Regions from separate parts of the Homo sapiens genome. Here region 2 is linked to region 1. Evidence: chromatin loops called from intact Hi-C (ENCODE). Cell type or tissue: heart right ventricle. All regions are shown on one strand. Each heading gives the region's core, and the rest is flanking DNA. Links, peaks and the distances in the headings are about the cores only. Region 1 overlaps LHPP (phospholysine phosphohistidine inorganic pyrophosphate phosphatase). Region 2 overlaps FAM53B (family with sequence similarity 53 member B).

Evidence for each region. A loop is a pair of places that touch in the nucleus more often than their neighbours do. Peaks named below come from ENCODE experiments on the same cell type or tissue, not always from the same donor. Only the 100,000 strongest peaks of a DNase experiment are listed, where the experiment ranks them.
Region 2: it touches region 1 in a loop (2.5-fold over the local background); 1 of 110 quality-filtered maps calls a loop at or near these places.

What each region holds. Positions count from the first base shown.
Region 1 is chr10:124,563,155-124,568,522 of GRCh38, reverse strand. All of the region lies in intron 6 of LHPP (phospholysine phosphohistidine inorganic pyrophosphate phosphatase), which reads right to left. Among named protein-coding and RNA genes, the nearest start is that of LHPP, 100 kb to the right of the region's middle. RefSeq lists enhancers at 881-1,050, 1,574-2,151. In heart right ventricle, for the core only: CTCF peaks have their summits at 2,336 and 2,536 (motif pointing right); no DNase peak of the experiment used is centred there.
Region 2 is chr10:124,638,700-124,644,067 of GRCh38, reverse strand. All of the region lies in intron 4 of FAM53B (family with sequence similarity 53 member B), which reads left to right. Among named protein-coding and RNA genes, the nearest start is that of FAM53B-AS1, 63 kb to the left of the region's middle. RefSeq lists enhancers at 1,241-1,978, 2,776-2,825, 3,457-4,196, 5,355-5,368. In heart right ventricle, for the core only: no CTCF peak of the experiment used is centred there; DNase peaks (open chromatin) are centred at 1,780, 2,597 and 2,948; H3K4me3 peaks cover 745 bases; H3K27ac peaks cover 5,000 bases.

The sequences.
Region 1 (5,368 bases), core at 293-5,292:
GGATCTCACAAGCGCAGGGCTAAGCAAAAGCAGCCAGACTCGAAAGGGGCCTCATCGCGCGGTTTCACCTCCATAAAGCAAAGGAGCGAACAAAACTGTCCCGGGGGCAGAGGCCGGGGAATGGTCACCCCGGGGATGGGGGTTGCAGGCAAAGGGCAAGAAGAGGGTGGGAAATGTCCTGCTTCTCGATCCGGAGCTGGTTTCAGGGATGTATTTCACTCCATGAAAGTATATCAAATTGTACCCTTATGATATGCACACGGCTCCGTAGGTATGTTATTCTTCAATAAAATTAAAGAAATAAGAACCAGCCGGGCATGGTGGCTCACACCTGTTATCCCAGCACTTTGGGAGGCTGAGGCGGGCGGATCACGAGGTCGAGAGATGGAGACCATCCTAGCCAACACGGTGAAACCCCGTCTCTACTGAAAAATACAAAAAATTAGCCGGGCGTGGTGGCACGCGCCTGTAGTCCCCCCCTACTAAGGAGGCTGAGGCAGGAGAATCGCTTGAACCCGGGAGGCGGAGGTTGCAGTGAGCCGAGATCGCGCCACTGCACTCCAGCCTGGCGACAGAGCGAGACTCCATCTTAAAAAGGAAAGAAAGAAAAAAGAACCGTGGAATATTATATAGCTATTAAGACCATGCATTAGAGCAGATCACAGTGAGCCCTCGTGTCTGTGCACTCGTGTGTGCACGTGGGTACAGTGTGTGCATGCATGCGCATGTGTGTCCATGTGTTTGTGCGTTGCATGCGCGTGCACATGTGTAAGTACATGAGTGTGCATGTGTGTGCATATGCGTGTCTAACCGAGGAGAGTAACAGCTCAGTCGACCATAGATCACAAGCCACAGCTGGGAACACAAGTGGCCGCTGCGGCTGGCTGGGCTGCTGACCAGCAGTGCCGCCCCTTGTCAAGCCAGAGCGTTGCCCTGTGGTTACTCGGGGATATTAAGAACTCCAATAGCCCACAAAGGACGTCTTCAGTCATAACACCAGTTACTATCTATTAAACATTGCTATGAGCCGGGCGGCCAGACAAGAACCTCACTTACGTTTTCTACTCTCTTATTTATTCCCACTCATGAGTGGAGGGGGCCGAGGCTGAGAGAGGCAGCCAGGGGCGCGTGGAGGGCAGGCAGCGGCTGAGCGGGATATGATGCCCGCAGCCCTGGTCGGCCCGGGCGTGCACTCGCTCCCTGGTTGTGTCTTCTCTCTGATTTAGTAGACACTCATCAGTTTGCTCTGCCCAGGCCTGTGGACACAGGTGACCACGGCAAGGCCTGCCCACCTGGAGCTTCCAGTCCACTGCAGGGACAGGTCCTGACACAATCACAGCAGAGGTCTGGATGAAGGGCTGGGGCATCCCAAGGATGGGGCTGCAAGGGCAAGAGCCCGTCTCTGAGCTCGTGGAGTTCTGGGAGCCCCCTCAGCTGGCCTGCACCCCTCTCCTCAGGCCACCTGGACCCCCGCCCTCCCTCTCCACCGGGAGCTCTGCAGGCTGAGCAGGGCCTGCCTCTGTGGGGTCCCAGTGCCTGGAGATGTCATCTGGAGGAGAGCTGGATGGGAGCGGGTGTGGGGCTCCTGAGGGACCATTTCTCTTCTGCACCCCTGCTCACAGGGATGTGCGACCAGCACGGCTAGAAATGGGGCCTGACCTTGGGAGGGAGGCTTCTGCCCCTGGACAAAGTGCAGGGAAATCCAACAGAATCCCAAATGGCCCTCCAGCCCTGGCTGCCCCCTCAGACTCTCAGCCTCCTCCCTCTGTCTCAGGTGCCCCCGACCTCCCACCACACAGCCTCACAGTGGCCAGGCCAAGTGTCTGCTGCGACTCCATCCATCAGTCCTGCACAAAAGACCCCAAAAGGCAGACGTGTGCTGGTAACTGGCTCTCCGGGATGGGGTAGGGGTGCTGGGTCCGTGCATTTGCCAACTTCCATGGTGTAAATACTTCCACCGTGGCCAATTTCAAGCTACAGAAGAGAGCTGGCAAAAGACATCACAACTGACTCCTGCCAGTGGGTCCAAGCAGGCTCCAACACCCCAAGGCCTAAATCACAGGCACCCACAAGTTGCTTGAGGCCATGGCTTGGTGACAGTGCAGAGGACACCAGAGGAGGCTGGGCAGAAGCTGCAGGAGTGGCTGGCACCTGCAGTCTCCCTGCCCAGCGCTCCCAGGGGACAAGTAAGCAGAGTGTGTCCCCCAGGGGGGAAAGGACAACCCCTCCTGAAAGTGAGTCTCCCAGGGGTCCCATGATGCCAACCAGACTCCTGCAATCAGGAAGGCGCCAAGAATCTGGAGAGCCCATAACCACACGCCCGGTCTCCAGGACCTGGCCCACTTCAAGTAACTGGAGAAGGTGATGCTGGGAGGCCAGGCTGGGCTGGAACCACCGGGCTCTGCCACACCTGTCCCTGCTCTTGCTGCCGCCGGAGTGGCATGGCAACTGCCCACAACAAACATTGCCAGGCAGCCAAGCCTGGCCTTGCGGGCCACCCAGGGGTACGGCGACGGCTCCAGGCCCACCTCGGCAAAGGCCCTCTGCGGACTGCAGGGGGCACTCTCCGCTCTGCTTTCTTGGTCTTCTCCAGTTTCTGAGGGTGTCAACCCTGGATTTCTCCTTAGCTCCTGCAGTGACACCCCTTCCCCCTCCTGTCCCCACTGCTGTAACCCGACGCCGGGCTGGAGCAGGGCGGATCCACAGGGCCCTCGCCAGCCTTCCCCCTGCCTTCCTGTGACCTTGAGAAAGGCCAAAGCGGTCTCCAGGTCCCCAGCTGCATGTTGGGACGATGGGAACATGGCTTCTTCCGCCTGTGCCAAGAAGTGATACCAGAAAAGACCTGGAAATTCTTGGACGACAGTGGCCGCCTGGGGCGCACGGCGTGGGGTAGCATTCCTTTCTTGTCAGGCTCCGTCCTGAACAATGTCCTCCCCAGTGCGTCCCTTAAGGGCACAGGGTCAGAGTGATATGCTAGGCTGCACAGCTATTGATTTAAAAATAGTGTCCTTTCTAAAATTAGACATCAAATCTGGAACCCCAGCTCCATGGATCCTCCTCTCCCCAAACTAAACCTAATCCTCAACATAAACTGCCACAGAGGCTCACAAGTGAATTCTTGGGGACTATGGCCTGCACGGAGAGCCTGAAGACACCTGTCTGTATTTCTCGACCCTCAGTAAGGGATGGCAAAGGAGACCAGCTCTTCCTTCTGCAAGAACAAGCTAGCGAGCAGCAAGCAACAAACAACAAACAAAACCCCCTACTGCAACCAAAAAATTATTTCCAAGCAGGGGAGGTGCCCTTCTCATGCGTGCTTCTCAGCTTTTGCAGAAGCTCAGGTTGCTGTGGGGAGGGGAGCTTCGGCGAGTGAAGCCCCTTGAGTACCTCAGGGGGGCCTCACTTATTGCCGGGCGTCGTGTTTGCAAACATCAGAGCAGAATGCATAAAGATGCATGGAGCCTCACACAGAGCGCTTGCTGGACAAGGACACCTCGTTCCCTCCCACTCTTCCTCCAAGTCCCCAAAGTCCACTGTATCATTCTCATGCCTTTGCGTCTTCATAGCTTAGCTCCCACATATCAGTGAGAACATAAGATGTTTGGTTTTCCATTCCTGAGTTACTTCACTTAGAATAATAGTCTCCAATCTCATCCAGATCATTGCAAATGCTGTTAATTCATTTAAATATATGGTATAACTTTTCCATCCTAAAAATGTAATATAACCATGCCACACATTGGACTTAGAGATAGGAGGAAAAACTCTCCATAATTCCACGGCACAGTGCACTGTCCCCAGCCCAGACTCAACATCCTACCCTGAGACTGCCTCCTTACACATCCGTCTCTCACTGGGGAACCAGGAGCTTATGCTCCGAATACTCATGCCTAGCAGGGGCTCTGTTCATATCTGTAGGAAGGACGTCAGGAGACTGATGTTCAGACAGACCGCTAAATGACAATCCGAGGCTGGGCACGGTGGGGCACACCTGTAATCCCAGCACTTTGAGAGGCTGAAGTGGGAGGATCACTTGAGCCCAGGAGTTCAAGACCAGCCTGGGCACCACAGTGAGACTCGTCTCTATAAAAAAAAAAATTGGCCGGGCGCGGTGGCTCACGCCTGCAATCCCAGCACTTTGGGAGGCCAAGGTGGGCAGATCACGAGATCAGGAGATTGAGACCATCTTGGGTAACATGGTGAAACCCTGTCTCTACTAAAAATACAAAAAATTAGCTGGGTGTGGTGCTGCGTGCCTGTAGTCCCAGCTACTCGGGAGGCTGAAGCAGGAGAATCACTTGAACCTGGGAGGTGGAGGTTGCAATGAGCCAAGATCGCGCCACTGCACTCCAGCCTGGGTGACAGAGCGAGACTCCGTCTCAAAAAAAAAAAAAAAATTTTTTTTTAAATCAGCTGGGTGCTTCAATGTGCACCTGTAGGTCCAGCCACTCAGGAGGCTGAGGTGGGAGGATCGCTTGAGCCCAGGAGTTCGAAGTTGCAGTGAGCCACGATCATACCACTGCACTCCAGCCTGGGTGACAGAGCATTCCATCTCTTAAAAAAAAAAGTGTTAAATATAAAAAGTAAATGATGAACCATTCCAACTCCCCACTGCCATCCCACTGCAAAAGCATCTGTCTGGCTGTGCAGCTCCTGGTCTCTTTCTCCCAGCGGCATGCTTGTCCCAGAGTTGTCATTGTTCTGAACCAAGAACGCCTGTCATCAGCTCCTGCCACTTATCATAGGCATTCTGGGTTGCTAGGTACAAAGGCTTTTCTTTTTCTTGTTCAATTGTTGCTTTAGTAAACTTTTAATTTGGGGCTAATTGGAGATTCACATGCAGTTGTAAGAACGCCACTGACTCAGTTTCTCTTAACAGTAATATATTGCAAAACTATAGAACAATATCAAAGTCAACAATTGACATTGATACAGTGAAATAAAGAAGCTTTCCATCACCACCAGGACCCCTCAGGCTGCTCTTTATAGCCACGCCCACTGCCCTCCTGCCCCGCCCCACCCCATCCAACAGTATCTGTTTTGCATGATAGAATTTTGTCATTTTGAGGATGTTCTATACATGGAATCAGAAAGTACATAACCTTTTGGGATAGGCTTTTTTCACTGGGAGTCCATCCAAGTCATTGTGAGTATCAAATTTGTTTCTTTTTTCTGCAGGATCTGGATTTTATGCAAAAAAAAAAAAAAAGAAAAAGAGAGAGAGAGATTGTTTCTTTTTATTGCTGAGTACTATTGCATGACATGGATGTAGTTCCTCTCGTCACCCACTGAAGGACACCTGGATTGCTTCTAGTTTGGGGCTATTATCAATAAAACTGCAACGAACATTTGTGTATAGGTTTTTGTG
Region 2 (5,368 bases), core at 224-5,223, 76 kb before region 1:
GGTGAATTTACCCTGAGTCACATCTTCGTTGGAGCAAGGCCAGTTTTGCCCTTTCTTCCCGAGCAGGTGTGGAGGCCCCTGGCATGAGCAGGAAACACTAGAATGTTCCAGAGACCCAAGGGACCAGCCTTTTCTGGGGGCAGATGCCATGTACAGATGGGCATCTCCAACCTCTGGATGCCCTGTGTCTCTCTGAGGATGGGGCGGTGGTCAGAAAGGGCCCTGTCTTCCTAGCCTGCTGGCCGCTCCAGGAGCCGCCCAGCGTGCACCGCTGTGCCTCATCTTCTGAGCCTTCCATCCTCACTGCTCCTGGGGGCAGCCCTGTGGGGGAAATCACGTTTTTAATTAGCCTGGTTCGGGATGGCGGCTCTAAAGCTCCGGGCCGTGAATGCAGCCTCTTCGCCTTTGGAATCCGCTGCCAGTGGACACAATGTAGCTGTAGGAATGAAAACAAGAGAGAGAAAGGCCCACAGGCTCAGATTTTTAATTGGCACTGTCCTCCCAGCCCTGCACCCCCCCGCTGGCCCTCCCGGGGCTCTGTTTGGGCGGCCGGGCCCGGGCGACGAGTGATGGAGGCTTTCACAGCTTCAGACTGATTTAAGTGGACCTGTATAGATTCCTGCAGCCACGCTGAAAGAGCCAGGCGCAATCACCGCGCCGAGAAACCCTGGGAAATTTATCAGCCACCTGCGCGTCGTGAATAGGGAGAACTGCTGAGGGCCCTGCCGAGCCGCCTGGGCTTCAATGGCCCCACAGCCCAGCCTCACAGAAGAGATTTTTCTAAAGCTGCAATTAATTTTTTTCCCCTCAATCAATTGGAAGTTGCTTTCTTGCTTTCAGCTGGGTGAGTGTGATCCTTGATTCTGTGATTCTCCCTTAACCTGAGCGTTCCAACAATTGACGTTTCTCTCCAGAGACAGACAGCTTTATTTCCTGTCGGCCATCTAGGAAGAGACATTTTTGTTTGTGTTTTGTGTGTCCTTTTCGTGCTCTTTCTTTTCTTTCTTTAAGATCATCTCAAGCTAACAGTGAGAAAAAAGGCATATGTGAGCGATTCTGCCTCGACAGGTCCCACGATACCGTCAGGAATGTCCGTTTTTCTTGCTTTCATGAAAACACTGTGGGGTCTTACTTAGAGGAGACAGTGGTAGAGATGAAAGAAGGAAGGAGAGGAGTGCATGTAATGCGGAAAGGAGAAAGGCAGTCTTGCCGGACTGCCAGAGAGCCGTGTGCTGCAGCTTCAAGAGGTTTCTCCTAGACCGACCTCCACCCTGCAGGAACAGTTATGGGGACAATTCTTGGCTCCTATTTAATTTTACAATGAGAACCAATTCCACTGCATAAGAAGAGAAGGCCACCCTTTCTGCCTGGAGTCACTGTCTGAAAGCTTCTGTGATCGGCAGTTGCACGTGCCCCTGTGTCTCGGGGATCCTGACTCACGGGGATTTCAGGTTCCGTGTTCACTCAGGGACATTGCTGCCGAAGGATGGCAACCATTCTGGCTGCTGTGGCAGAGCGGGACACCTGCAAGCCAGCCTGAGCACCCATCTGCCTGTTGGGCCACCGGGCAGCTTCTGCAGATGGGAGTCATCAGGCTTGAGAAGGTGACATCTGGGCTATGCCGGGCTGCCCTTCTGTTTTGGTAGAGTCACTGCCTTCACTGCCCCACCCTTGAAACTGGCTTGCTTTTGTCACAACCACCGGAGAGGCGTTGGTGTGAGAGTGAGACCCGTCACTGTGGACGTGTTCACACGCATGGCGCTCTGGCTGTCCTCTCCTTCCCTGGAGCCCGTGCCTTTGTTAAGATCTCTAGGACCTGCTGGCATGGCAGCTTGCCCGTAAAGCCTCTCAGCAGGGAGGGCTACTGTTCTTGAGGGTGAGAGACAGAAGTGGCCGCCCTGTGGTCTGAGCCTGCCCGGCACAGCCACTGACTGCACTTGTGGTGACTGTCAGTTAGGGCTCCGATGGCTTATTCTTCCTCGAGGAACACTCACGTTCTCAGGGTGGGCATGTATGCACACGTGTATGCACGCACGCCATTTGTTCAGTTGTGTACCTGCTTTAGGCTTCCGGCTCTCCAGCTGGGTGACCTTAGCAGGTTCCTCAGCCTCTCTAGGCCTCTGTTTCCTCAACTATAAAATAGTATCACTGGCACAGGCCTCCTGGGGGTTCTGGAGGAACCAGCGAGTCGCGGTGTGCCAAGTTCCTTTCGCAGTGCCCAGCACATAGTTAGGATCTAGTTCATGGGACCTGTAAGTCTTATCAGTGCTTGCCGTCTTAATAAGACCCACCTGTTGACACCTGGGACCGAGGGTCAAGAAGGGGCTCCTCTCCTCTCTGGCTCCCAAGGAAGGGGCCTCTTGCAGGCACAGTGGATCCAGTGTGTTGGGGGTGGGTGGTGCTTTTCCCCTAAGGCCATGGTGGTTGCTCCCTCGAGGATTTTAGAATCTTATCTCTGAGTTCCCCGTGACTCTCGGCTCCTGTTTTCTAGTGAACATGGGCCTCAGTGATGACACATGGTTGTCTGGCAGTTCCTTTTTGTGGTAGCCACTTGCTGATAGAAGGAGAGGCACCTCCCCAGTGGGTTCTGTGCTTTCTCTGAAGCACCAGATGTTGGTGCCAGGACAGAGTTGGCTCATCTCCTAACTTGGGCTGAGCCAGTGATGGTCTCAGCCAGAGGCTGGGGCCCTGTCCTGAAGCTGGTCTTGGGGTAGTGTTCTCACTATTCCACCACAGCTCACACTTCCCATCTGCACTGGAAGGGTTACTGGGGGCTCAGAGTTAAACTGGCCCCAGCATTATTGGTCACTGTAGAAACTGCAACATGTTGAAGTGAATCCAACATATCGAGGAAGAGGTATGTGTGTGACGTGTGAGCATTTACCTTTAAGGGAAGGAACTGGATGAGAGCCAGTCGGGGTCCGTTGGAGGCTGCCCGGGACTCTGGACAGCCCCTGAGGGTGTCTGCTCTGGGCACTGTGCTGGTTTCTTCCTGTTTTGTCTTACTGGTTTTGTCTTCTGGGTGCTTTCAGCCTCTCCCACACACATCATTTGTCACCTAGGCGGGGTATGCTCCAGAGGAAAGTAAAATACCCACAGCCTTTGTCCCTTCCTCCCATCTGGCTGAGGGCTCTTCCTAGTGTGGGGTCAGCGGGGCGTGCCCTCTGCGGCCTTTGCCGGGCTGTTGCCTCACTCTGCTCTGCCGCAGCGGGGGCTGTCTTTTTCCTCCTCCTCTCTTCCTGCGCTCGGGGCTGTATTGCATGGTGGTCAGCGCCTGATCCCGGATTCAGACTGCTGGCACCTAGATCCTCCCCACTCACTCCCTGTGTGGCCTCACCAAACCTCTGATGACAGTAGCGCCCCCTCCCAAGGTTGAGGTGAGGGTTTAGTGGGGCGATCCCATGGAGCTCAGGGTAAATTCTTAGTAAACATTAGCTCTGCCATCATTCGAGGCTCTGCAGCTGCTAGGACACCAGAACGAACCTCCAGAAATGCCCTGCCTTTGTTCCCAGGACAAGACAAGATTCTAGGGGATGACGGACTGGTGGGATTCATGGCATCTCCACCTTTGGGTTGGTTTTCTGCACAGGAAGAAACACATGGATTTAAGAATGATTTAGGGTGGCTCCAAGCCCTGCACATTCTTCAGGGGCCATCTTGGTGTGCCCCCTACTCCCCTTGTTATCCCAGCCACTGCCTGCCCTTTTCTGGGCCAAGGCTTGGCTGCTCAGGAACACGATCCCTCCCCAACCTGCCGCGCAGAGCTGTGCAGGCTGAGGGTGCTGGCCGGAGAGGTGTGGAGGGCCTGAGGCTGTGCTGCTCCTCACACTCGCAGACAAGCCCACGGGGTGCACCTGAGAATGCACCTGTAGCAAGGTGCAGCCGTCAGGGCTCCCTGAATTGCCTTCTTTGCTGCTCCAGTTGGTGTGGTGGCTCTGCCCAAGGGCTTTCAGCCTTGTAGTTGGGAATTTTTACCAAGCAGCAGGCAAGGCTTGCTGGGGGTTCCTAGGGGTAGAAAGTGATTTTCTGCCATCCTGAATTCTGGTATTTTATGGTAGCAGTGAGGTGCAGCGTGGTGGTTAAGGGTGGGTGCAGGCTTTGAACAGACAGATCTGGATTTGAACCTGGCCCTGCCACTGCCTCTCGGTGGGAGTTTGCCCAAACCAACCTCTGTCTCTCCAGGTGTAAAAGGAGGCTGGCAGAGCCTGTCCCTTGTGCCTGGATGATGAGCTGATGGAGGTGAGAGGTCCCCCCATGCCCGCCCCAGGCATCTGTCTCCAGCACTTTCACTCAGACGCAGCTAGGCACTCTGGGATGCGGGCGCTGTGTTTGTATATTCTGCCAAGCATTTAAACAGTAATGAACAAAAGGGGAAAATATAGAAAGGGGGGGAAAAGCCTATCAGAAAATTCATAGTTATGTTGAGGTGTGTCCCTGGGAAAGTCAAAAGAACAGAGACCCACCCCGGCCAACCCTTCTGGAGCCTGAGTTGGGCCTCTGAGTGGGAGCCCCACCTGCCAAGCACCCTGGGCCTTGAGCTGGGTCTTCCCAGGACCCCTTCTGATCCAGCCTGCACAGCTGCCTCGAGAGGTCTGCCTCGTGATGCCCACCATGACCCGCCCAAGGCCACTCAGCTAGACAGAGCAGATTTTCTATTTCTGTGTCTGTTTGGTGGCAAACAGCATGCCCCGGGCTGCATGCCCACTGCTGAGGATGGGCCCTGTCCTCAGCCCTCTTGGGGATCTCCTGGCACCTCCAGTACTCTTTAAGGAAACATTTCCTGAGTGCCTGAACCTGGCACAGAATCCTGACCTCCTGCTGGGGTGGGTCTGGCCCGGTCCTGGTAGAAAATACAGAACCCAACCCCCCATGGCCCACCTCTGAATCCCTGTGGTCCAGAAGCCCTGAACTAGGGGCTCCCTGTCAGGTGTCACATTGGGTTAGAGAGACGGGACTTATATGGGCAAGAGGCTGAGCCACCCCAGGAAGGGTCCCTGGTGGGTAAGTCTGGGGTGAGTCTCCCCACATCTCCACCCAATAGCTAAGCCAGTATTTGGTTTGCCTCCAGGTGAGAAAAGCCTTAGCAAATGCAGTCTCCAGCAGGTCCTGTGGGGCTCAGGGAACACCAGGGCCCTACATATACTTTGTCCCCACCACTCACTTCTGGCGCTGCAGGTGGGGCCAGCTGAGCCCAGAGGAGCAGAATGTGCCCAGGAATGTCCTTCCACACCCACCACCAGCGGGCATGTCCATGGCCAGCTGCCCTGCTGGACGTGCTGGGATGTGCTGGCCAAGCCTTGCTGGTCTGCCACCTTGTCCTCGCCCCTGAAGGGCTCCAGTAGCCAGCGAGGGCCAGCATGGCCTCCCC